Regions from separate parts of the Mus musculus genome. Here region 2 is linked to region 1. The links are chromatin loops, found by intact Hi-C in ENCODE. Cell type or tissue: heart. All regions are shown on one strand. Each heading gives the region's core, and the rest is flanking DNA. Links, peaks and the distances in the headings are about the cores only.

Region 1 (11,844 bases), core at 1,344-9,343:
CGTTCTCTCAAACAATCAAGTTGCCAAAGCTTTTAGACGATATAACTTACTGGATTTTATAAAACTTATTGTTAAAACTTGCAAGTAAAAAACAAAACTTTTTGAGAAGAACTTTTTGAAGGGAATTAATATGAATGATAATAAAACCAACCTAAAAAAGCTTTATTATTAATATGGAGAAAGCTATTGGTCTGCATAGCAAGTCAGTCCAGCCACCATATTCTCCTTAGTCAAAGCCTAATCCAGAACAAGGTCTTGATCATCTTCAGTTCTATGAAAATTGAGACAGGGGAAGGCCCCACCAAAGAAAGGCAAGTTTGATGCTAGCAGAAGTTGTTCAATGAAGTCAGCAAGTGATGATGCAGAAGATGCAGCAAGATATCCCTTAGGTCTAGAAACAGTCAGTGAGGAAGGTGGCTATGCTAGCCAACCAGCTTTCAACACAGAGGGAACAGCCTTCTATTGGAAGATGCCATGTCAGACTTTTATAGCCAGAGATATGTCCATGCCATTGTCAAAGCCTCCAGGGCCAGACTGATTCTCTTGTTAGGAATTAAAGAAGCTGGAGGGTTTTCATTGAAGCCAATGCTAATTTACCATTCTGAAAAACCGAGGGCCCTTGAGATTTATATTCTCTACTCTTTCTGTGCTCTGTAAATGGAACAAAGTCTACCTGATATGATTTTGATTTCTATGTATCTCAAGTAGCTCAATGGATTGGCTGGATGGTCAAAGACTTGGAAAGATCACGACTGGAAAATTGGTGAGAAAGACATCTGGGGAAGAAGTATGTGGTTAGATCTCTTCAAATGGACAAAGGACCTCTTTTTGCAGCCAGCCGTGTCGTTGCTGGATGGGCACAAGAACAAAATGGCTATGGTAACCTAGATGGGGGTTATGCTTGGGCTCAAGAACACGGACTTCCACTCACCAAGGCTGACCTGGCTACAGCTGCTGCTGAATGCCAGATCTGCCAACAGCAGAGACTAACACTGAGCCCCAGACATGGCACCATTCATCAAGGTGACCAGCCAGCAACCTGGGGTCAGGTAGGTCACTTCCTCTGTGGAAAGGATAACATTTTGCTCTTGCTGGAATAGATACTTTTTCTAGTTAAGGATTTGCCTTTCCTGCACATAATGCCTCTGCCAAAATCACCATCTGTGGACTGACAGAATGCCTTATCCGTCATCATGGTATTCCACACAGTATTGCCTCTGACCAAAGAACTCATTTCACAGCCAGAGAAGTGTGACGGCGAGCCCACAATTATAGAATCCACTGATCTTACCATGTTCCACATCATGAAGTAGCTGGTCTGATAGAAAGATGGAATGGCCTTTTGAAGACACGGTTACAGCGCCAATTATGTAGCAGCAGCAACTATGAGGGCTGAGGCAGAATTCTTCAGAAGGCAGTATATGCTTTGAATCAGCGTCTGATATTTGGTACAGTTTCCCCCATAGTCAGGATCCATGGGTTCAGGAATCAAGGGGTGGAAAAGGGAATAGTTCCACTCACTATCACTCCTAGTGACCCTCTAGGAAAATTTTTGCTTCCTGTCCCCACAACTCTGTGTTCTGCTGGCCTAAAAATTTTTGTTTCGGAGTGGGGAGTGCTTTGTACCAGGAGCCACAGCAAACATTACATTGAACTGGGAGCTGGGACTTTCCACTGGTCATTTTGGGCTTCTAATGCCCAACAGGCTAAGAAAGGAATAACAGTGTTAGGAGGGGTGATAGATCCAGATTACCTTGGAGAAATTGGATCACCTCTCCACAATGGAGGTAAGAGGGATTATGTCTGGAGTGCAGGAGATCCCATAGGTTTTCTCTTAGTTCTACCATGTCCTGTGACTAAAGTCAATGGCAAACAAAAACAGCCTAATCCAAGCTGGATGACAAAGGACACAGACCCATCAGAAATGAAGGTATGGGTCACTCCTCCAAGAAAAGAGCCAAGACCTGCTGAGGTCCTTGCCGAGGGTAAAGGAAATACAGAATGGGTAGTAAAGAAAGGTAGTTATAAATACCATCTAAGGCCACATAACCAGTTGCAGAAACAAGGATTATAAAGTAATATGAATTCTTCTGTTTTATTCTGTTAAGAACATATTTGTGTAGTTATTTGTGCTTTCTTCCAATTTATTTAATATCAATTGATATTTACGTTGAGATACTAAAATAACGTTCCCAAGGGACATTTCCCCATTGTAAATTTACAAATGCGTTTGCAATTTTACAAGGAATAGTTATATTATGTTATGCATATTCGTGATCTTGTTATTGTTTCATGGGGACATGAGATATTATTTATGTCAAGTGACAAGGGGTGGATTATAATGGCTATTCCTGGTTGCCAACTTGACTATATCTGGAATGAACTACCATCTGGAATCGGAAGGCTCACCTGTGACCCAGATCTTGAGGCTGGGAGATACAAATTTCTGACTTGGATCTTGGCATGGAGATCTTGAGGCAGAGTGGCTATGAATCCTAGGAGACTAAGGCAAGAAGATCTCTGAGTTCAAGGTCAGCCTGGGACAAAGCAAGTCCCAGATTCAGGAGTGGTGGTATGTAGAGACTGTGGCTCTAGAGAACCCTGAGTAATACAATGTGCATATATAATTTTAATGGAACTGCCCTATTTCATGGCAACAATGCCCCTGCTAGATACTGCAGGCTAACAAAAAGCCTAGAACTAGGAATGGATTACCTCTTTTAGAGCTTTTGGTCAGTGAAGTCCCATAGACCCTGACAGTAAAAGCATTGCTGCAGGTAACACAATGAAGGCCTAGAAACAATCAATGAAGAAGGTGGCTATGCTAGCCACACAGCTTTCCAGGGAGTGGCATTTTAGAATGCAAGTATTCACGTTTATCCAAAAGAGATCCTGATTTGGCTTGTCTAAGGCTAACCTCTGGAGTGGGCATTTTTTGTTTGTTTGTTTGTTTGTTTGTTTTTTTGTTTTTGTTTTTTTTTTGTTTTTTTGTTTTTTGAGACAGGGTTTCTCTGTATAGCCCTGGCTGTCCTGGAATTCACTTTGTAGACCAGCCTGGCCTCGAACTCAGAAATCCACCTGTCTCTGCCTCCCAAGTGCTGGGATTAAAGGCGTGCGCCACCACGCCCGGCCCTGGAGTGGGCGTTTTAAGAAGCACTCCCAAACAGAAGCTCACGAATCCCATTCAGAAAAACATGACTCTTCTTCTGCCATAAAAGGCCCTTCGTCAGCTTTTGTGTCTACTTCTGCCTTGTTTCATTATTCTCCACTTCTGGGCATTTCTACTTACACCACCAAACAATCTTTCCTTTGCCTTAAACGCCATATGCCCTCATGTCTCTGTACCTTTGTTTGGACAAAGGTTTATTCCAGATTGTCATCTTAACTGCTCTTAATGTTAAGTAGATACTAAAGTCGGCTTCCTCTTCTTGTACAACTTAGAAGCTCCTATTATCCACAGAACCGCACACTTTGCATGTGGTGTGCATGTACTCGTGGATCTACAAGTGTTTGTACATGCTAATTTGCAATGCCACAACTTTCACAGGAGTTTGTTTGCACGTCCATCTAACTTTTGCACATCAAAATTCTGCATGTCCTCCCTTTGACTAGTGTAGCAGAGGAGATCCTGTCACTTCTTCAGTACTTGTTTTGGTACAATAAAAAGGTTTACTTTTGCTTAGGTGACCTGCCCTAACTCACATCGCTGGTAAAATGTGCAGCCAAACTCTGAACCAAAATCTTCATACTGTAGGTGTAAGATCGTTTACATGACGTAAGTGCAGTCACTTTCACAGCTGTGTGTCTCAGTTGTTGCTTGAAATTATGTTATGTCAAAACAAACAAACAAACACCCTTAGAAACGGATCTCCAGTGCATGAGGCTTGCCAGGGCTGAAGACAAGTTCTGACAGACTTCTCTAGACTTCACAAGGGCTAACAGAGTATCTGGCACTTAGTAGGATTACACAAAAAGAGAAGTGCTCTTCAGTGAATTATGGATCTTTTTTTTGTTTGTTTGTTTTGTAACAGGACTAAGCAATTAAAATCTCAAAACGGATACAGCTCAGCTTCTAACTTTCCCAGTCTGACCTCATCCCAACCCTGCGTCTGTCTCCCTGTTTCTGTCTGTCTGAATCTGTCTCTTTCTGTTTCTCTTTCTCTATTTCTCTCTCCGTCTCTTTCCCTCACTCCACCACTCCCACCCACCCACCCCCTTTTCTTTTTCAGATTTTTTCAGATTTTACAGCTAAAACAGCAACTGTGAAACCTGCTCATCAGCAGCTTTTCCCCGGCCCAATTTTACAATCGGAATCATGAACTACCAATCCCAGAATGCTGAGCGAGAGCGAGGGGGCGGGGCGGCCTCTCTGAAGCCACCCATTGAATGGTGAACACTCGCGCTTTCTTCCGGAAAGGCCCCGAAGGCAGGAACTTGGGAAAGGAGTCTGGGCTCTCTACTGGGCTGGGAGGAGCTTGTGCCTGAGCCCCGGGGTCCCCATCCGCTGAGGAGATGGATGAGGATGGGCTTCCTCTCATGGGGTCAGGCATAGACCTGACCAAGGTTTGTAAAAGACCGACTTGAGCGTCCGACAAACAGGGAAGGAGGCTTGGCCAAGGGGCCCTGGTTCCCAGGGAGACGCCACCTCTCCAGGCCCAATCCGGGCCCCTGTTTTCCTACTCTGGGCAATGGGGGGAGCCCTGCAGTCCACTTTGAAAGGGGTCCCTCCTGGGCTAAGAAAAGAATTGGTGTGCCACGCAGCCTTTGCTCCCCACATCACGTGTCTCTACGCCCGAGGTTGACAGTCTGGAGATAGTACCACCTCTGACACTTCACCTCTTATTCGACTCTCTAGCTGCTCGTGTGTGTGTGTGTGTGTGTGTGTGTGTGTGTGTGTGTGTGTGTGTGTTTGACTCACACAAGATTCAGAAAAACAAATCAGCGACTCTTCTTAGCCCTTCGTGAACCACATGTCCCAGGGCAAAGACCATCCATCCCCCTCTATGAAATCCAGATATCCAAAGGATTGCAGAGAGTGTGTTTCTCCTGTAAGAATCGTGTTTGCTTTTTTACATGACACAGGTGCCAGCTATTCAACAGAAAAGAACCGTGGCCTTTCTAAACCAGTTTGTGGTGCACACTGTGCAGTTTCTCAACCGGTTTTCCGCAGTTTGTGAGGAGGTAGGTCCCGGGCTACTACTTCATGGAGCGGCCGAGAAGTCGCCTTCCGTCTTTCGTGGTGACAAATGTAGTCAAATGAAGTCAAACAAGAATTACAGCCTTCGTGTGTTCACTTTGCCATGAAATTCAAATGTCTTAAGGCCTTAGCATCTCTGATTCTGTCCCCATAAGTCCTGTGCGCTGTCTCAACTGAATTAGTATTCTAGAAGCTTCCATGAGATAGCTCAGCCAAGTTTGTTGTAATTATAACAAAGGGAATTCCAGAATTTCACAGTGGAATTTTTTTTTTATTTGAAAGGTTTTGTTTCATCTTCCTATTCTAGAGATTACATTTTAAATGTATGTTCGAGTTTATATCGAATTGCTTTCCATCCTTTGTGCCAAAAAGGATTCATGGAGGCAGCCTAGAGATACATGTTTCAAAAAATACTTTTCTGCAAATAACTGGATACATCATGAAGTGATAATTAAGTACATAGATAAGAATTAGGTGCCAGGTCCAGGAACCTCTCCTGAGCTTGCAAAAAGTTTTGTTTTTTGTTTATTTTAGAGGAAAATGGGGAATATATATTGAAACTGAATTTAAGAAAGGAAATAACAAATTAGAAACCTATAGACAAGTCACAGCCGGATCGATTTAATATCCTGTTTTCTTATATTGTCATATGTGAGGCTTATCGTTGAGAAAACGGTGATTGCTGAATGTGTGGCTGTTCATCGGAATTGCCCAGAGACAGGAAGCTTCTGGTTTGAGTACAGTTTGATCTGTTTATGATGGGTTGTGATTAAGGCCTTGAACATGCTCCGCACATGCACTCTGCCCCGACACCCCCAGCCCGGCCGTGGTCTTTCTTTCTTTATCAGATTTCCTTCAGCTTTTCCACTGAGACAAATGAAAGTAAAACATGTGCTGATGCAGTAAGGAGCCCAGTTCTGCGTGCCTTGTGTTTGAACAGCCCCAAGACTGGTGCTTGCTCCTAGGCCTCACTTCTTCTCTTCTCTTTTTGGTTTATGAGAACATTTAAGATGTACTTATTTTATGATATGTGTGTGAGTGTTTTGATTGCATGTATGTCTGATGCCTATGGAGGTCGGAAGAATGCTGAAGGCTACCTAGAACTGTACTTATGGACACTTATGAGCCTCGCTGTGGGTGCAGGCACTCAGTCCTGGGTCCTTTGCCCAAGTGCTCTCAGCTGCAGAGCCGTCTGCCCTGTCGGTATTTCTCTCACACAGTTGCTTCTCTAAATAGGATAAGGAACCCACTGAGTAAAGGGGTTTTTTACCTTTCCATTCTTATATGAATTCTTTTACCCTTTTTATGCTAGGTTAGAGTATATAAAGACTGAGCTTCTAGCAGAAGAAAGCAGATATTCATTTTCTATGGTTGTGCGCTTGCCCTTTTTGAGGTAAATAAAACTAGCAAATGAGTAGAAAAGCCATTTGCTGTAAGCTGCTTTGGGGTGAGGATAACCCCTTGTCTTTGTAGTCCCCTCAGTTTCCGCTGTCTGCTTATTGACGACCAGGATCAAAGATGGCAGGTGTCACCTCACTGAGCACTAATGCAGCAGAGCCTTCAGAACCACACTTTCCCCTCAGCTCTCACACTCCTGACGTTCCCCACAATTGGTCCGTTTCTCCTAGTGTTTCCCTGAACTCCAGAGAAAAGTGGTGTTGGATAAAAAGCTCAGATCATACAAAGTTAGCCTACTCCCTTTCGCTCTTTTTTGTATTCATTTTGACAAGTAAAAATTACAAAGTCTTTCAGATGTAAAACGTGCTGTTTTGGTTCTTGTGCCCACTATAGAATATCTAAGCTCATGCGGGCTGCCTCACTTACTTTGCTATGTGTGGAAAGAATGAAAATTGTGGTGTTTTTGTTTGTTTTTTACTTGGTTTTTCAAGACAGGGTTTCTCTGTATAGCCCTGGCTGTCCTAGAACTAACTCACTTTGTAGACCAGGCTGGCCTCGAACTCAGAAATCCGCCTGCCTCTGCCTCCCGAGTGCTGGGATTAAAGGCGTGAGCCACCATTGCCCCACTGTGGTCTCATCATTCTTGATTGAGAGTGTCCTTTGTTGTTAGCGGCAGTCACTATAGTGTACAGTGAACCCAGTGAACTTTCTCTCCTGAGATTCCGTGCCTTTGAGCAATACCATTCCAGGCCCCTCACCTCTCCCATCCCCCCGCTGATCTTTTACTCTGTTCTTTGCTCTGTTTTTTGAGTTTGATTTTGGTTTTATAGTTTCAGGCCTTACGTGCGACTGTTCTGTCCATATTGAGTTGATTTTTGTGCATGGTGTGTAATAGCCTCTGATTTGTATTCTTTGGCTTATGTATATCCCACACCACTTATTGGAAAAACTGTCTTTTTTTTTTTTTTCCAATTGTGTGTTCTTGGCATGTCTGTGAAAATCAATGGATCATAAATGGTTGGCTTTATTTCGGGTACCCTATTCTGTTCCACAGCCTGTTTTGATCAGTACCATCCTGTTTTGGTCTGTATAGCTTTGCCGTCAGTCTTTGAAGTCCGACATTAGCAGAACTTAGAGTCATAGGAACAGGAAGCACAATTTCTTGTAGTGGGTCACTAGGTAGGGGCTGTAGTGAGTGGAGCCCTTCCCTTTTCCACCCCTTGATTCCTGGACTCATGAATCCTAGCTCTGGAAGAAACTGTACTAAGTATTAGGTGCTGATTCAAAGCATATACTACCTTCTAGAGAAGCCTGCCTCCATCTTCCAGTCAGCTACCACCTCACCGTTGCTGTCTCTGTCTTCAAAAGGCCATTCTACCCTTCTCTCAGGCCAGCTGCTTCAGGATGATAGAGACCATGGTAAGACCAGTTCCATGAGCCTGGACCCATGGCTGCACGTTTCTGGCTATGAAGTGAGTTCCTGGGTCAGAAGGATGCTGTGTGGAACACTGTGATGGTGGAGATGGCATTTCTGAGTCCACTAGTGGTAGTTTGGCAGAGACAATACCTGCAGAAATGGCAAATCCATGGCCAGAAGAAGTATCTATTCCAGTAACGACAAAGCAGTGAGCTCTCCAGGAAGAAAGAAGCCCAGTGAAGTAGCCCTTCCATCAGGTGACTGGCTGGTCACCCAGGGCAATGGTGCCTGCCAGGGCTTCGCTGTTGGTCTCCGGTACTCAGCAGCTGCTGGCACTCAGCAGCCGCTGTAACCAGGTCAGCCTTGGTGAACGACAGTCTCTGTTAGTGAGCCCTGTATAAGCTCCATCTCTGTGTGGTCATGTGATGCTTCTAGTTAGGCTTTTCGTTTAGATTTGCTGTTGATATTTGAGTCTGTATGGTGTGTGTGTGTGTGTGTATGTGTGTATATGTATGTGTGTGTGTGTGCATTCCTATATGAAACAATTTCTACTTTTGTAAGAAATAATGAAATTTTGATAGAGATTATGTTACATCTATAAACCATTTTCAGGTCATTTGTACATTTTAGCAATATTCTGCAAACCCATGAACACAGGATGTCTTTGCATTTATTTCTGTCTGATTTCTCTGATGTCTTATAGCATTTGGTATACAGATCTCACACCCTTTGTTCTGCATTGAGCTTAGATCCAGTGAGATGGATGTATTGAGAAGCTTAGGAGGTGGGCCTTGGATGTGGATCTGCAAGGAAAGACCTAGAGTCTGGTCTCTAAGAAGCCATCCTACATACCAAGTCTACAGAGACTGATTTGGAATTGTAGTTGGCCTTGAGCCTGAGTTTACAAAGTCAGGCTGTGGACCTGGCCAGTCCTGTACCCTCTGGGATGTATTGGAAACCTGAATCTGAGAGGGTAGATCCAGTCCACTCTGTATAATCTGGTGGTTGCATCTGCAGGGGTCTTCTGAGAGCCTTAGTTTGTGGGGGCTTTAGGGTCTGTTTAGGTTTTACCTGGATTCTGAGTCTGCGTAGCTAGCTCCGCGGACTAGCCACCACGTACAGTGCCTACATCCACAAGCTTGGTCTATAGTATGGGATAATGGGTGCTGGGCTGATTCTATGGGCCACATGTTTAGAGGGCTGGAACTTGGAGTTGTGGAAACTAACCAGGGACTGCATATATTGGCCTGAATCGTAGGTCTGGGAAGGTTGTTCTGGGCTGAGTCCATCAGAGCCTGAAGCTCTGTAGTCAGACTGGATAGTGAGACTGGAGGGAATGGCCCCACTGTGTTCGTGAATGTCATTCTGATGACTCAGAGACAGAGACATAAACCTGGAGCTTAAGTTGTGTGGTCTGCCTGGCTCTGGGCTGAATTAGAATGTAAGATAGACCTAGAACCTGCATTCCCAGAGGCTAGTTTAAAGGCTGAGTCTGGGCATCATGGCCCTATTGAGGGTGGAAACGGAGTCTATGAGGAGTATCCTGACCCTTGGGCTGTCTTGAATCTTGGGTTGATCTGGAGATTTAGACCAGTAGAGTTCACCTAGTGTCAAGTGGGCCAGGCATGAAGTCTGAAATTCTGAAATCTGAACAGATAATGAGTGGTACTAGCCATCTGGGGCCACTGGGGTTTGTCTAGTGCTAGATTTGCCTGGGGTGGTCCTTATGATGGGTTCTGAGGCAGAGGGTGGTTCTCGCTTCTTGGGGTGTTTCTTCTTTTTGGGGTTTGGTGAGAGGTAAGCCCAGAAATATGAATTGTCTACATCATACATAAATTACATCACACCACATACACACACACACACATACACACATACACACACCACTGCTCTTGTGGAAGTGTCTTTGTGTGTGGCTCTTTGATTAAATCAATGCCTTTGCTTGTACATGGGTACTAGAAAGTCCTAGGTCACCATCTTCCTGCTATCCAGCCTTTTGGTTTTATGTTTGATAATAGAATATATGATTCATTAATTACAGTTGATATTTTGGCAGTTTTTTTATACTTTTGTCAGTTGTAAGCTATATGCAGTTAGTGATACTAACTGAATTAGATGTGTTTAGCTGTCACAGCCCTTCCTTAAGGACAGGTCCAGGCATCTCTCTTTGGCGTGTCCACAAACTCAGATATGGGGGTTTGACCTGGTTTGTTCTCTGTTCATTCCACACTATTTGAGTCCCTGGGGTTTATCTCTAGCTGTGTGATACACTCTAACTGGCTGAGAGAAGCACAGAACCCAAAGAACCGAACTGAGATTCTAGCCCTTATCGAAGTGAAGAAACTAAAAAAGTCTCTCTATATTATAGTTCTGTGGCTCTGTATCTACTAAATGTAGTATCTTTGTGAATATGATAACTTTTGAAGATATTATAAATGTATCTCTAAGTTGCTTTCTGGAATCATTTTTTAATCTGTTCAGAGCCCCTGGGAAACCTCTCCTTGTTTGGCAAGCTTTAACAGAAACCAAAATGATCACTTTCCTAAAAGAAAAAAAGCATCAGCTATTGCTTTTTTACTTAGGAGTGAGCTGCAGGGAGAAAGACCCACCCAACCCACCCACCCAACCACCCACCCACCAACCAACACCCTGATCTGATCTAAATCTGGCATAAATGTAACCATTTCAGCCTCAACTGGGATTAAAATGGAAACAAACTGAGCTCCTTCATTATCTGTTATTTTGTTTCTTAGAATTCTCTGATAAAGAGAAGAGTTTAGGACTTCTTTTTTATTATTTTTTGTAAAGAACTCAACTTTCTTAAAACTCCATGCATACTAGGCTACTTTGTAAATAATTCTTCTTTGCCTGCTGAGAACCGAGGCCAGAGAAAGGAAGGAAGTTGAATCAGACCCAAGTTACAAAGTTTTTAGGGTCATCTCCTCTTCCTTCACAAATCCTCAGTAAACATTTTTGTTCTGTCCTAGTCAGCACAACTGTATGATGGCCCACTGTAGCTGGTCTTTGCTACTTTGTAGGTTCTTCTTTCTCCCACCCTTTCTCCCCCATCCCACCCCCCCCACCCCAGTTCACCCCCTATCACTAGGTAGGAGAGAAAGAAGGATAGAGGGGAAAGAGATAGAGACCCTTGAATCTAATTGCTTTCTTGTTTCTCCTTTGAACATAACTACTAACAAACCCTAACCAATCCTGAACAAGCACCAACCACTTACCCCTGCCTCTCTGGGCTCTAGCATTTATATACCCTTTGAATTCCAAACATCACACAATCACCGAAACTATCCGCAACTGGCAAAGCCATACCTCTGCTGGAGCAGTGGCAAAGTATAGTCAGCTGCTGGGGACAGTCTGAAGCAGCCCCATATCCCCACACCTGGGGTTAAAATGGAAACATAGTCTTATTTCTGTGTTTTTTAAAAAAACCAAAGTTCCAGAGTTGTCAGTACAGTTCACCACTCGTTGGGCAGGGCCATCTCGAGTTCTTAGTGCAGTAAAATCTGCAAACTCTAACTGTGAATTACAGAGTCAGCCACCCCATGTAAACGAGACGTGCATGTTCTATCTTGACTCACATTTGATACACACAGTACTGGATTTCAAATCATTTCTAATCTTTTTCTTCTAAAAAGTCTCTAAATACAGGCAAAGGTGTTGAGAGTTCTCATCTAACAAATTTATAGTGTTTATCTCTTATAGCCAAGCTTTAGGCCCACAGTGAACTTCACTTTTAAACAGATGTCTTTCTTAAACCCGGTTTTGTTTTGTTTTTTGCCACATCTTTATAGTGGGGAGGCATAAGAGTTATATGCAG
Region 2 (11,844 bases), core at 1,970-9,969, 56 kb before region 1:
CTAACTGATATGAAAAATACAACAGCATGCTGTTAAAATAAACACAAAACCTTGATACTTTGATAAAATATAAATAAGTAGGCATGTTTGCAGATAAAAAATTGATAAATGAGGTTGGTCATGACGGAGTGCACCTTTAATCCCAACACTTGGGAGGTGGAGGCAGGATGCATGCACAATATACTAAACTCAACTACAGGGATTTTACTCTCTTACTAACATTCCCAGTGCCATGAAGGATTCCCACATAACAAAATATATCCCAAGTACTGGCTTTAAAATCCAGTCTTAGTGTTCAGGTTATTGTTATTATGACTTTATTTCCATTTTGTTATTATTACAGAGAAGTAAAAGTATCACTGTAAAACTAAGAGCCTACAAAGATTTTTGTTTCTTCTCTGGTCCTAAATACACTAAATTATAATGAATGTGTTAAAAAGCAAGTTACACTCTTTTATGTGAGTATTCAGATGCTACTAAGCAGGCAAACTTACTCTTCTACTTCTTTTTTTCCTTTTTCCTAAAAGAAACCAAAAGATTGTGATCTAACTACACTAGTATGTAGCTGATAGGAGATCCAATACCATTACCGACAGGATTTCATCTGAGTATAAAAGCTTTCCTTCAAGTATCTCTCTGGATAGCCACATGACACATTTTTAGCAGATGCACTGAAGGTTTGCTTCTTATTCAATGCATTCTTTTCCCACATTAATATGTAAGATATTAATAATCCCAAAAGGCACCAGCCTTAACTCATTCAAAATTCTAACTTCTCATTTTCAATTCAGCATGAAAAGGAAATATTTTAGTATCCATATGTGGGTCTGTGAAATGGGATATATGCCACCTTCCACAGTTTTAATTTTTTCCAGTTTCTGCTAATACTTTTACAGTAATCCCATTCAAAGATGAATTAGGTAATTAAGTAGTTGACATGAAATCTTAAGAAACACACAAAAAACAATACATCCAAAACAAACGTTTGAATTATTAAACATCTCTATCTTTATATCTTTTATGATAACCAGTCATATATGTTATTCGAAATCCAGACTTAAAGCATCTTTAAGAGACCCTTCCTCCACAAGAAGACACTTGAGCATCCAGATTCCCAGATAAGCCCCCAACCTTCAGATTACCAACACTCTCCCAGCACCCACCCAGCTATCCCCAACACCCCTTTCTCTCCTCATCACCATATCCTGCCCCACACCTCCAGTGGAAGTCCCCTGCTCCACTAGAGGCCACACCAGCACCCAGAACCTCAAGACCCCCAGCAGGCCACCAGAACTCCAGCCGCCAACTCAGGAAAAACCCCTCTAGTCAACCACAAGCCACTTCAGCCAGAAGACCAGAGAGGAAACAGAAACAAGAAGAAAGAAAGAAAAAAGAAAAGAAAAGATCCATCTAACAAAGACAACCTCAGAAATCGGCACCTAAACCAATAATTATCCCAAACCCAGATGCCTAGACACCAGCAAGCATCACCAACAGAATTGCAAGGAATAGAAGAGAGAATCTCAGGCACTAAAGATAGGACAGAAGAAACAGATATATCAAAGAAAACATTACATTAAATCTAAGTGATTCCTGACACAAAACATCTATTCTTAGACATGGGACACCATAAAAAGACTAAATCTAAAAATAATAGAACTTGAAGATGATGAATCCCACTTCAAAGGCCCAGAAAATATTTGAAGCAAAATCAAAAATAAAAATTCTAACCTAAAGGAGGTTATGTTTATAAAGGTCCAGGAAGCTTACTCTAAAAGCCAGAGGACCTGAACAGATGTCCAGCAGACTCTTAAGACCACAGATACCAGCCCAACTAATATATCCAGCAAAACTTTCAATCACCATGGATGGTGAAAACAAGACATCCCATGATAAAGTCAAATTTAAATATCTATCCACAAATCTAGCCCTACAGAAGGTACTAGAAGGAAAACTCTAACCCAACAAGGTCAAGTACATCCACGAAAATATAGGCAATAAATAATTTCGCACCAGCAAAACCCAATGAAGGGACACACACACACACTACCACCACCAATAACAACAACAAAACAGAAATTAACAAGCATTGGTCTCAATGGACTCAATTCCCCATCTCTATTGGAAGGTGGACCCCAGCTGCCTATATGTGAATCACTTTGTAGAGATTTTCTTCAGGGTAGTTTCCAGCAGGTCAGTGAAGACTCCATTAGGACATGGCAGCGACTTTGAGTTGTTTGTTTGTAGTCCTGGAGATTGAACCTAGCACCTCCTATGAGCTACGGAAGCACTCTACCACTGAGATTTCTCCAGCCCCCTTTTATATGTTATTTTGAGGCAGAGCCTCAAAGGCCCAAGGCATGGACTAGTTTTGAGCTCACTCTTTAGTCCAGACAGGCTTTGAACTCATTTCTGATAATCACCTTTCTGTTTTCTGAGCAGCTGGATTTACAGGCCTGTGGGCACCAAGCTCCAATGAACTAATATATTTTAAAGACCTCCCAAAATGAAATCCTGTAGAAGACGGGGAGGAAGGATTTTAGGAGCCAGAGGGATCAAAGACACCATAAGAACATAGCCTACAAAATCAAATAACCAGTGTTCATAGGGGCTCACAGAAATAGAACCAACAATTACGGAGCCTGTATGGGTCTGACCTAGGTCCTCTGCATATATAATTGTGTAGCTTGTTGTTCTTTTGGGACTCCCAACACTGGGGGTGGGGGCGGTCTCTGATTCTTTTGCCTGCTCTTGAATCCCTCTTCCTCCTAATGGGTTGCCTTATCCAGCCTTGATCATGTTTGGTTGATATCTCTGGGAGGCCTGCTCTTTTATGAAGGGAAAGGAGGAGAAGTGGATCTAGGGAGAGGGGAGGTGAGAGGGAGGGACTTAGAGGAGAGGAAGGAGGGGAAACTGCAGTCAGGATGTAATATATGAGAGAAGAATAAACAAACAAACTAATTAATTAATACCTCCCAAATGATTTTGATGCATAAACAGATTTAAGAACACTAAATCCATACAACAGGGCTGAAAGTAGACATAAAATACTTTACATTGAATAAAAATGATACCTGCTCCTCTAGGGCTTCTTTTTAGGGAACAAAGGAACAATTATTAAGTAGGAATATATTTAATCATAAGAGCTACAGATTTAATCTTTATGATTTCTTTCATGAGATACCAAGTGTCTTAGTTAGGGTTTTACTGCTGTGAACAGACACCATGACCAAGGCAAGTTTTATAAAAAACAACATTTAATTGGGGCTGGCTTACAGGTTCAGAGGTTCAGTCCATTATCGTCAAGGTAGGAGCATGGCAGTATCCAGGCAGGCATGGCACAGGAGGAGCTGAGAGTTCTATGTCTTCATCCAAAGGCTGCCAGTGGAAGACTGACTTCCAGGCAACTAGGGTGAGGATCTTATACCCACACCCACAGTGACACACCCATTCCAACCAGGTCACACCTATTCCAACAAGGCCATACCTTCAGATGGTGCCACTCCCTGGTCCAAGGATATACAAACCACCACACCAAGTATCCACATTTTACATTCAAATTATACACACAAAATAAATCATTTCAGATATACAGGCAATTTTTTTCCAAAAGTTCCAACTGTAATATTTTGAGACAGATATGCAGAAGCATTTCTGAAACACTCTATTTTAGGAAGGCAAATAATGCAAAGAAAATGATGTGTGTAATTAGGCTCAAACTTATTATACTGGGCAACAAGTAAAATTGGGTTAAAAAAGTTAAGCTAACCATAGTACACTGACCTGTTTGTTGTTTTCTGCCATGGACAGCTGCAGGGCCAGGAGCATGGAGTCTGGACCGCATAACGTAGTTCTTTCAGAGCTACAAAGAGCACGCCAACTCCTCCTAAACTCTTTAATCATACCCAAGACGGGCAGCTGATTAAGCACAGCCATCCTCTTAGAGAAGAACAGAATACAATGTTAAAGTGCCTTGTTTTAATTGGAAAGTAACATTTAACATGTGTAAGCAAGCATGGTTAGAAAACATAAGCAGTGAACAAGAACTCATTTTACATTTACCAAGAGTGCTTTTAATGAAATTTTAAAAACCAAATAATACCATTTCTGCCCAATCATATTTTCCTCTCCTTTAGTTTTCTTAAGCCAAATCTTTTGAAATCATAAAAATCCAACCTTCAATTTTGAAAATTCACATAAAACAGACATGCAAATTTGTAATTATAGACACAGATGTCACTAATTAAATCTGTATTTTAAGATAGTTGTTTTGAGACAAATGGTACTATATGTAGTAGATTTGGGGTGGGAGTGTATTGTTCCAAAATAAATGGTTTTCTTTTCTGCTCACTTGAATTGGGAACAGTCTTAGACTTGATTTGAGTAGTAGACTATGAAATAATTAGAATTCTAAGCCTAGGCTTTAAGAGGTTTGTGTGAAATAGTTACTATAGCAAGGCTCTAAAAACTTAGATTCCAGTAGAGTTTCCATTAAGAGTATTTAACTGTGCTGAACTGTTTTTATAAATCATATGTGTTTTATGATGAACACCTAATTTCCTTGACTCTGGTCTCTTTTGGTACATGTTGGACAGGGCATGCCTATGAGTCTACTCCCCAGTAAAAACTCTGGCAGAGTTTCTAATAACTTTCCTCAATAGACAACATTCCCCATGACTGTCACAGCCTGTGTCTGGGAGAACTAAGCATGACTCTCTGAGGACATTGAGAAGCCTGGGCTTGGTCTCCCTCAATCTACTTCACATGCCTTTTCCCTTCACTAACACTACCTTGATCCTTTTGCTACAGTGGTTCCCACCTGCAGCTACACCTCAATGTTGACTTTCCTGCTCCTCCTAGCAAATGACCCCTCTGGGGAGACCTAACTCCCAAGCCCGGGTAAGGTGCTGAAGAAAGCATGCAAAGAGAAGTAAGGTATTCCTGCTGCCAACTGATACAACTCACAGCCATGAAAGAGGCAGCTTATCCTGGGGAGACCCCATCAACATGGAAGGTGAGCCGGCAGCACCAGTCATCTGCTCAAGGCTAGCAGAGGAATCAATAACTTAACCAGCCCAAACTGCCGACCCACAGATTCAAAGCAAATACTCGGTTGCTATTGTACAGTGACTATGGTTTTTGATGTTTTGTTACACAGCAAACTGATAATAAGCCAACGAACAAATGAAGCTTCTTAGTGCCAAATACTTTCCATTTAATATTAATTACTTTGTTCCATCTCCTGTGTCCTGATGATGTCAGTCTACAAATGTCTGGTTTTGACACATGAAGAAAATAATGTTCAATGACACGAAGCTAGTAAATAGCCAAAAAAGCATAAATTCAAGATTTCTAAGTTTTCCCTAACTTCTGCATGCATACAGAACCCTTTCAAAATAAGCCTAGATGTGTCTGTATTCTAGGCAGCCATGCTATGGAATCAGTCCCCTCTCTACTTCCAGTCTTCTCTGTGTCTCTTTTTACAAGTCTGCTGTGTGTATATGTTCGCCTTTATGTAAGCACATGTGTATGGAGGCCCAAGGTTGACACTGAGTGTCTTCTCCACTGCTCTCCACCTTGTTGACTTGCCCCGGCATCACTTGTCTACACCTCTAGCACACTGGGGTTGCAAGCAGACTACTACACCAGTGTCTCCGTTAGCCCTGGGGATTTGGATTCCAGTCCTCATAGCTGTCCAGGCGCTTTATCCAGTGAGCCACCTCCCCAGGCCTCACTCACAATTCTCTGATGAGCACCTAGGTTATCTCCTATTTATCTCTTAAAAAACAAAATTGAAGAAGACACAAAAGCATGAGCTATGGGTGATATGATTAGTTTGCCTGAAATATTTTTTTTTTCCATCAACCATTTAAACATGTAAAACCATGTTTAGTTCTAGATCTGGCTATTCACCAACAGGCATCTGGGCTGGCATGCCAATATCCACTGTAGTTCCAGCTTTTCCAGGGTTACCTAACTTTAGATCTGGCTGCCCAGGTATAAGAATGGTCACAAAGCAATCAGGACTATGCCGCCCCCTCTGTTCTACCTCCCAGCCTGTTGTGAAGACTCGATGAGACGCTGGATATGAACAAAACAGAAGGTGTCAGAGGGAATAAACTCTTGCTTTTAAACTGGATTCAAAGTGCACTGGAGCAGAAAATCTGAGACAGGTAGTTGTCGCTGGAAGGTAAAGTGAGAGAGCACCACACTTAGCTAACTATCCCTGCCACCACACCCCTGCATTAGCTGTACCTCGTGATTACCACAAATTTCTCCACGTCCATAATTGGGACTACTTAACAGAATTATAAGGCACCAGTGAAGGAAATAGCCAACCTCCTTATTGCCAGCACTTAGCAAATCTCCATTAAAAGATGACAGGTGACAGTTATTCTTCTTGCCTGGTCCGGAATGGCCCTCTGAAGGATGCAACGACAGAAAATCTGAGAAGCCTGCACTCGTCGTGTGCCAGATCCCCGATCTAACGGACTAAAAGAAGATTTTGATGGGTTTCGGTCTTGCCGAAGCCCTAGCGTCTTTTTTTCCACGGGACACCGTGAAGTCGGGGCGAAGCCACTGCGCAGACAACGCCACTGGCTGGCACGTCGCTGTCACCGAGATGCGTTCGCAGAGCAGCAGCCCGAATGCCCACTGGAACTGCGACCCGGGGGCACAGAAGAGACCAGACCCACCTCGTCCAGTGACCCAGGCTGGGTGCAAGCGGAGGGAGGAGCAGCGCAGCCAGGACGCCGGAAGGCAGAGGTTTGAATCGCCTCGGCGTCCCTTTCAAATCTCGCGGCACGACCTGGGAACCAATCGCCGCGCTCGCCCTCCGACCCGGAAGCAGAGCGGGCGCACGCCCTGGCCACCTATGGTCGGGAGAGCCTTGCCCAGGTCGCCTCCCCTGCTTTAGGTGCGTATCGAGTGCGGTGACCGGGGATCGCCAGCTTGTGCTGCTTCCCCAGGGGCGCTTCCCTGTTCTCCAGAGCTCTTCCTTGTGACCTCGCGAGGTGGGAGTGGGTTTTCTCGGGCGACGCGTGGGGGACACAACTCCAGGGACCCTGGGAATATTGACCCAGGGCTTTAAAGACCTGGAGGTCAGGGGTTGCCATCAAATCCGGACCTCAAGTCCCCTGCATGCCTTATACCTCTCTGCTCTATGGTCTTCTCACCTGCCGGTCCCGCGTAACATGTGTCCAGTCTCTCTGAGATGGGACTTAATCTGAAAAAACTCAGCAGATAACTCAGGATTTTACGTGTTCTTTCTTAGCCTAGGGTGCCTCCTTTTCATTAACAACAAAGTAAAAATTAATTTGCACGTGAGAATGCTATTTCTACAGTACACACTACCTGTCTCGAGACAAATTAGTTGAGGATTGTGACAGGTGTTAATAACGTTAGTATCACACATTACTCCAGAGCCTGTATTTTTTAATCTCCTTATTTTATTGCATGGGTAATGGTTGGTTATAACTATTGCTACCTGATATTATCCTTCAAGGCTCTTGGACTCCATGTGTCTTTAGGCAGGGGTGGGACTTTCCAGTTCATCGGACCCTTGATAGTTCAGGTGGTCTGTCAAATTAGAATGTTAAAGGTCATATAATTCGAACAAATAATGTAGCATAGTCCTGAGATAGGCAGGTGTGTGTATTTGTGTTTTCTCTAGCATGTAGGCCCAACACATGCTAAATCTTTTAAATCCTCAACCTGTTGACGAACTTGGCAAATTTCTTCATAGGCAAAGAAGGGACTATTGGTAGTACCGGCGTTTATGGTACTCTTGCATATGACAGTGTCAGTACAACTTTCCAACTACAAATAGTGCTGCATCTCTATTGCTTAATAATCTTAGGACTCTATTTGTATTAAATTTATTCATGTGTGTGTTAATATAAGCAGACTTCTCTTTTGAGCTGGCTCTGACATTGCTATACCAAGCCCCATTATGATTCTTCTGTTGAATGACAAACACTTTGTAAATTTTGTTTGTGATCCACAGTTTCCTGACAGGCAATAAACAACTATTTGATTCTTACAACTGCTCCAGCTTTGGGATACAAGATGAAGCAAGATGCTACAAGAAATGCTGCGTACACCGTGGATTGCGAAGATTATGTGCACGTGGTAGAATTTAATCCCTTTGAGAGTGGAGATTCAGGAAACCTGATTGCATATGGCGGCAGTAATTATGTGGTTGTTGGCATGTGTACGTTTCAGGTTAGTCCACAAACTATACGGAGTGACAGTAGAGATACTTTATCAGTAATGTGTACAAACCAAAGCTGAACTTAAAAGTATGTTGCTTTTAATACAAGAAAAAAAAATTTTTTGAAGATCTACAGGGAATTCCCGTTACTAATTGTTGAGACATGTGTATACATTATATAGATGATAGATGTAAAAACAATGAAGGTCTTCTTTCACCAATGATTCGTAGAGGTGTATTCTGATAAAGTCCAACATAACTGAGCACACATGTATTTCTATGTATTAGATACACTTCAGATTTCCCCACATCATTCTGTCATAGGAAACAAGGTGATACTGAAAGGCTAAACAATTATCTTCCAAGAAATTCCTAGCTTTCATAGATAATGTTCAGCTTTCCTATTAGCTTACTTTCACACCTTGTGTATCTGCAGCAGATATTCATATAACCATATAGGATTACATTTACAGCTGGCGTTCATCATAGCTCTCTCTGAGGTCTGTGTAACCTGAGAACCTAGACACTTAGTTTCGAATGGCTAAACTTGGTTAGATACTGAACCGCTCTTCTCTGAAGGTAAGGAATATGATTGAATCCCTTTAAGAGTGGAGATTCGGGAAACCTAATTTGGTTTGTGAGGGGTAGTGTGTGAGTGCACATAAAGTTCCCAGAATACATTCGGCACATGGTAATCCATATATGTGTATTTTGTGGTTAGTATGAGCAGCAGTGGCAGTTATACCCTCATATTTAATCATCCAAGAGAAATCGCTTCCAAGAGACTTATTACATGGTTCCTCACGGAAAACCTAGGGTCCACATAGGAAGCATTCGGCACTGAAGGCTCAACACCACCCCATCTTCCCAGAGTTTCGTTTCTGCTATTATGGTGTACCAAAATAATATTTACAGGACTATATTTCTATGACCCTTGGCCTAAGTTCTGCTAGACTGTCAGAATCATAAGTCATGCGTCAGGCAAATAATGTGGCCTTGGCTTAAGAAAGACTTATTAAAAACTTTCTCCAATGTGGACCACTTACGTGTTGAAAACGCAAGCGACCAGAGGTAGGCTTGAGCTTCCCTCATTGCTGTGTTAACAGATGTGGACATAGAATCTCATTGTCAAATACTGACAGATATATCTACCTGCAGTTCAAGTTCAGTTAGGAAACACCAGGGGAAATCAATAGGGGAGAAAAATCAGAAAAAGGAAAGATGAAGAAGGCAGACAACAAGGAGAGGCAGGGAAATGAGAAGAATGTTTGTATCATTCAAACGCTTGTCCTTGCTGATCCTCGGGTCTTATTTCCAAACTGTGTAAGGAAAAACAAGAGGCTTTTTCCTTTTATGAGCACATAGAGAAGACAGATCACATTCTGGTGGAGTTCAGTACAACTGTGCCGTTCCTCGTGTTCCATTCTGCTTCAGCGGTGTTTGGGGGGCATGACAAAGGAAGAGATCAAATCTGTTCTTCCGTCAGACCCGTTCTTGTGTTTCTGTTCAAATGAAGTCAGCCGTTGATCCTGGAGAGCTGAGTTTCCTCACTCTGCCCTTGGAGATCCAAAACAAGTCCCTATTCTCTTGTCAGTTTGGGTGCTGTTGAACATTCATTCCCGTTCTCCCACCTCGAACCTTCAAGCCTATCAGAAAAACACCAGTCTCCACTGTAGGGTCATCAGGAAGCACTAACTACAGAAAACTCTGGGTTTCAGCAGGACGGTTTTCAGACTCTTGTGCTGTCCTTTTACATATCCAGAAATATGAGTACAAATGGTAGGCTTGCTGACTGCCACACATCTGTAAAAACGTCATGAGTGTAGTAAGGGCCAGGAAACTAAGAGAGATTCTTGCCCTATTCCCAAAGAGTCGGAAAGCAGCGCCTTCTTAAAACTGCCTCATTTATAAAAGACCAAATAAGGATAAAGTTTCAAACCTTATTCACTCTTCCATAATAAAGAAGTCTGGCTGGGCTTGAATGAGAATGGTTTGAGCAGGCACGTTTTTGTGGAGAAAAAAGAAACAGAAAGATACCTTAATCCTTTGATAACTGACTTCATTGAACAAGTATTGACTGAGTGCCTTTTGTCTGCCAAACATTGTTTAATAGACTGGACCAACTCAAACGAGGGACAGTTAGTAAAGATGACTGGAAGTCTTAAGACAGTAGACTTGGAACTGGGAAGGCAGAGTTGTGACTCAGATGTTAGTCACCTGAATATTAACCCCAAGTCAACACCATGCGGAGCTGAACAGAGCTCATTCAGTACTAGAATTCAGTTAGAATATAACAGGAGCCACAAGATAAGCTTAGACGTCAGGATAACGTGAAAGGAGGGCCAGGGAGATGGCTTAGTGGGTAAAGACACTTCTTACCAAGCCTCCTGACCCAAGATCAATGCCCAAAGTCCACATGGTGGGAAACAGACCCAGCTCCTGAGGGTTGTCCTCTGGTTTCAGCATGTGTACTGTATATAGCACACACGCGCGCACACACACACACACACGATAAAAGTAATGTAAAAGGCAGAATGAATTTTAAGTAGAGTACTTCATATATAATTAATATAAAGGTTATCGTAGACTTTGTCTTATGTTGATAGATTTCATTGAGATCTTTATACATGTTCATTTTATACCTTATAAAGTAACTATACACACTGGCTGCATTTCAAATGCTTTAGGCTCTAGGAGCTATCTTTTCGGACAACAGTTCTCTATAAGTTGATAAAAAATGTTTTTGATCTTTATTTCTCAGCATTGTATTCTAATTACAAGGAAATGTATTCGGAAACAAATTTCACAGCTATATTAAAAATATTTAAAAACTCATGGAAGAGGAATTAGGCTGGCAAATTTTGACTTGTCACCTCCATTTGTTTGCAGTAACGGGTGCTAATTCTGCTCTGAATATGTTCACCTAACAGAGCTTCCCCTGGCAAGGTTTGACATCACTAAATTCAGCTTATTTTACACAGTTCCAGAGACAGAACTGGGGCATTGAATACACTTGACATGGAAACACTCTGGCTTGCTTACCATTGAGAACACTAATAGCCCTATCTACTACTGAATCTGCTTCTCCCAAAACAACTGCTTTTCTCATTGGAATTATTCAGAGAGGTTTTTTTTGTTTTTTAATATTTTTTCAGGTGTTGAGTTAAACTGAGAGCACTAAATAAGAGAGCTAGCTGCATTAGATAAACCAGCCTTGGCTAACCGGCATTCTGTATGAGGCCTCAGTGGGTGTGGTGGAAAGGCCTGCTACTTCAAATCCTCAGAAAAGCTCTTCCACCAACTTGGCTGTTCCTCAACCTCAAACTGCTGGAACCTTCCATAATAATTTCTATTACAGCAAGTTTTCCAAAGTCTCTTAATTTCCTGCCTATACAATACGGCCTACACCCCACACTGAACCAAAAATAGCATTCATCTCTGTCTATACCACACACACACTACCCTTTTCATCGGCTGACTCACGAACAGACAGTATTGCCAGGGGCAGGGCAAGTCTTCCTGTTGGTACATAAAGCTTCGCCTGTGCAGTGCCTGTGGTTTCATTATTCCTAAGACTGCTCAGTCGTTCCATATCTAATCTGAGGAACGAACTCAGGCCCTGCTTTTCATCA

What was found. Hi-C counts contacts between places; a loop is a spot of excess contacts. Peaks named below come from ENCODE experiments on the same cell type or tissue, not always from the same donor. Only the 100,000 strongest peaks of a DNase experiment are listed, where the experiment ranks them.
Region 2: it touches region 1 in a loop (2.6-fold over the local background); 6 of 42 quality-filtered maps call a loop at or near these places.

Annotation. Positions count from the first base shown.
Region 1 is chr10:88,196,730-88,208,573 of GRCm38, forward strand. It overlaps Washc3 (WASH complex subunit 3), which reads left to right and starts at 4,368. Exons shown (of 7, transcript NM_026070.3): 1 at 4,368-4,563; 2 at 5,083-5,181. The coding sequence starts at 4,513. In heart, for the core only: no CTCF peak of the experiment used is centred there; a DNase peak (open chromatin) is centred at 4,422; H3K4me3 peaks cover 1,486 bases; H3K27ac peaks cover 1,584 bases.
Region 2 is chr10:88,140,157-88,152,000 of GRCm38, forward strand. Parpbp (PARP1 binding protein) reads right to left here and starts at 6,785. Exons shown (of 11, transcript NM_029249.2): 1 at 6,340-6,785; 2 at 3,784-3,939. The coding sequence starts at 3,936. It overlaps Nup37 (nucleoporin 37), which reads left to right and starts at 6,836. Exons shown (of 10, transcript NM_027191.2): 1 at 6,836-6,916; 2 at 8,006-8,223. The coding sequence starts at 8,068. In heart, for the core only: a CTCF peak has its summit at 6,812; a DNase peak (open chromatin) is centred at 6,835; H3K4me3 peaks cover 2,487 bases; H3K27ac peaks cover 1,506 bases.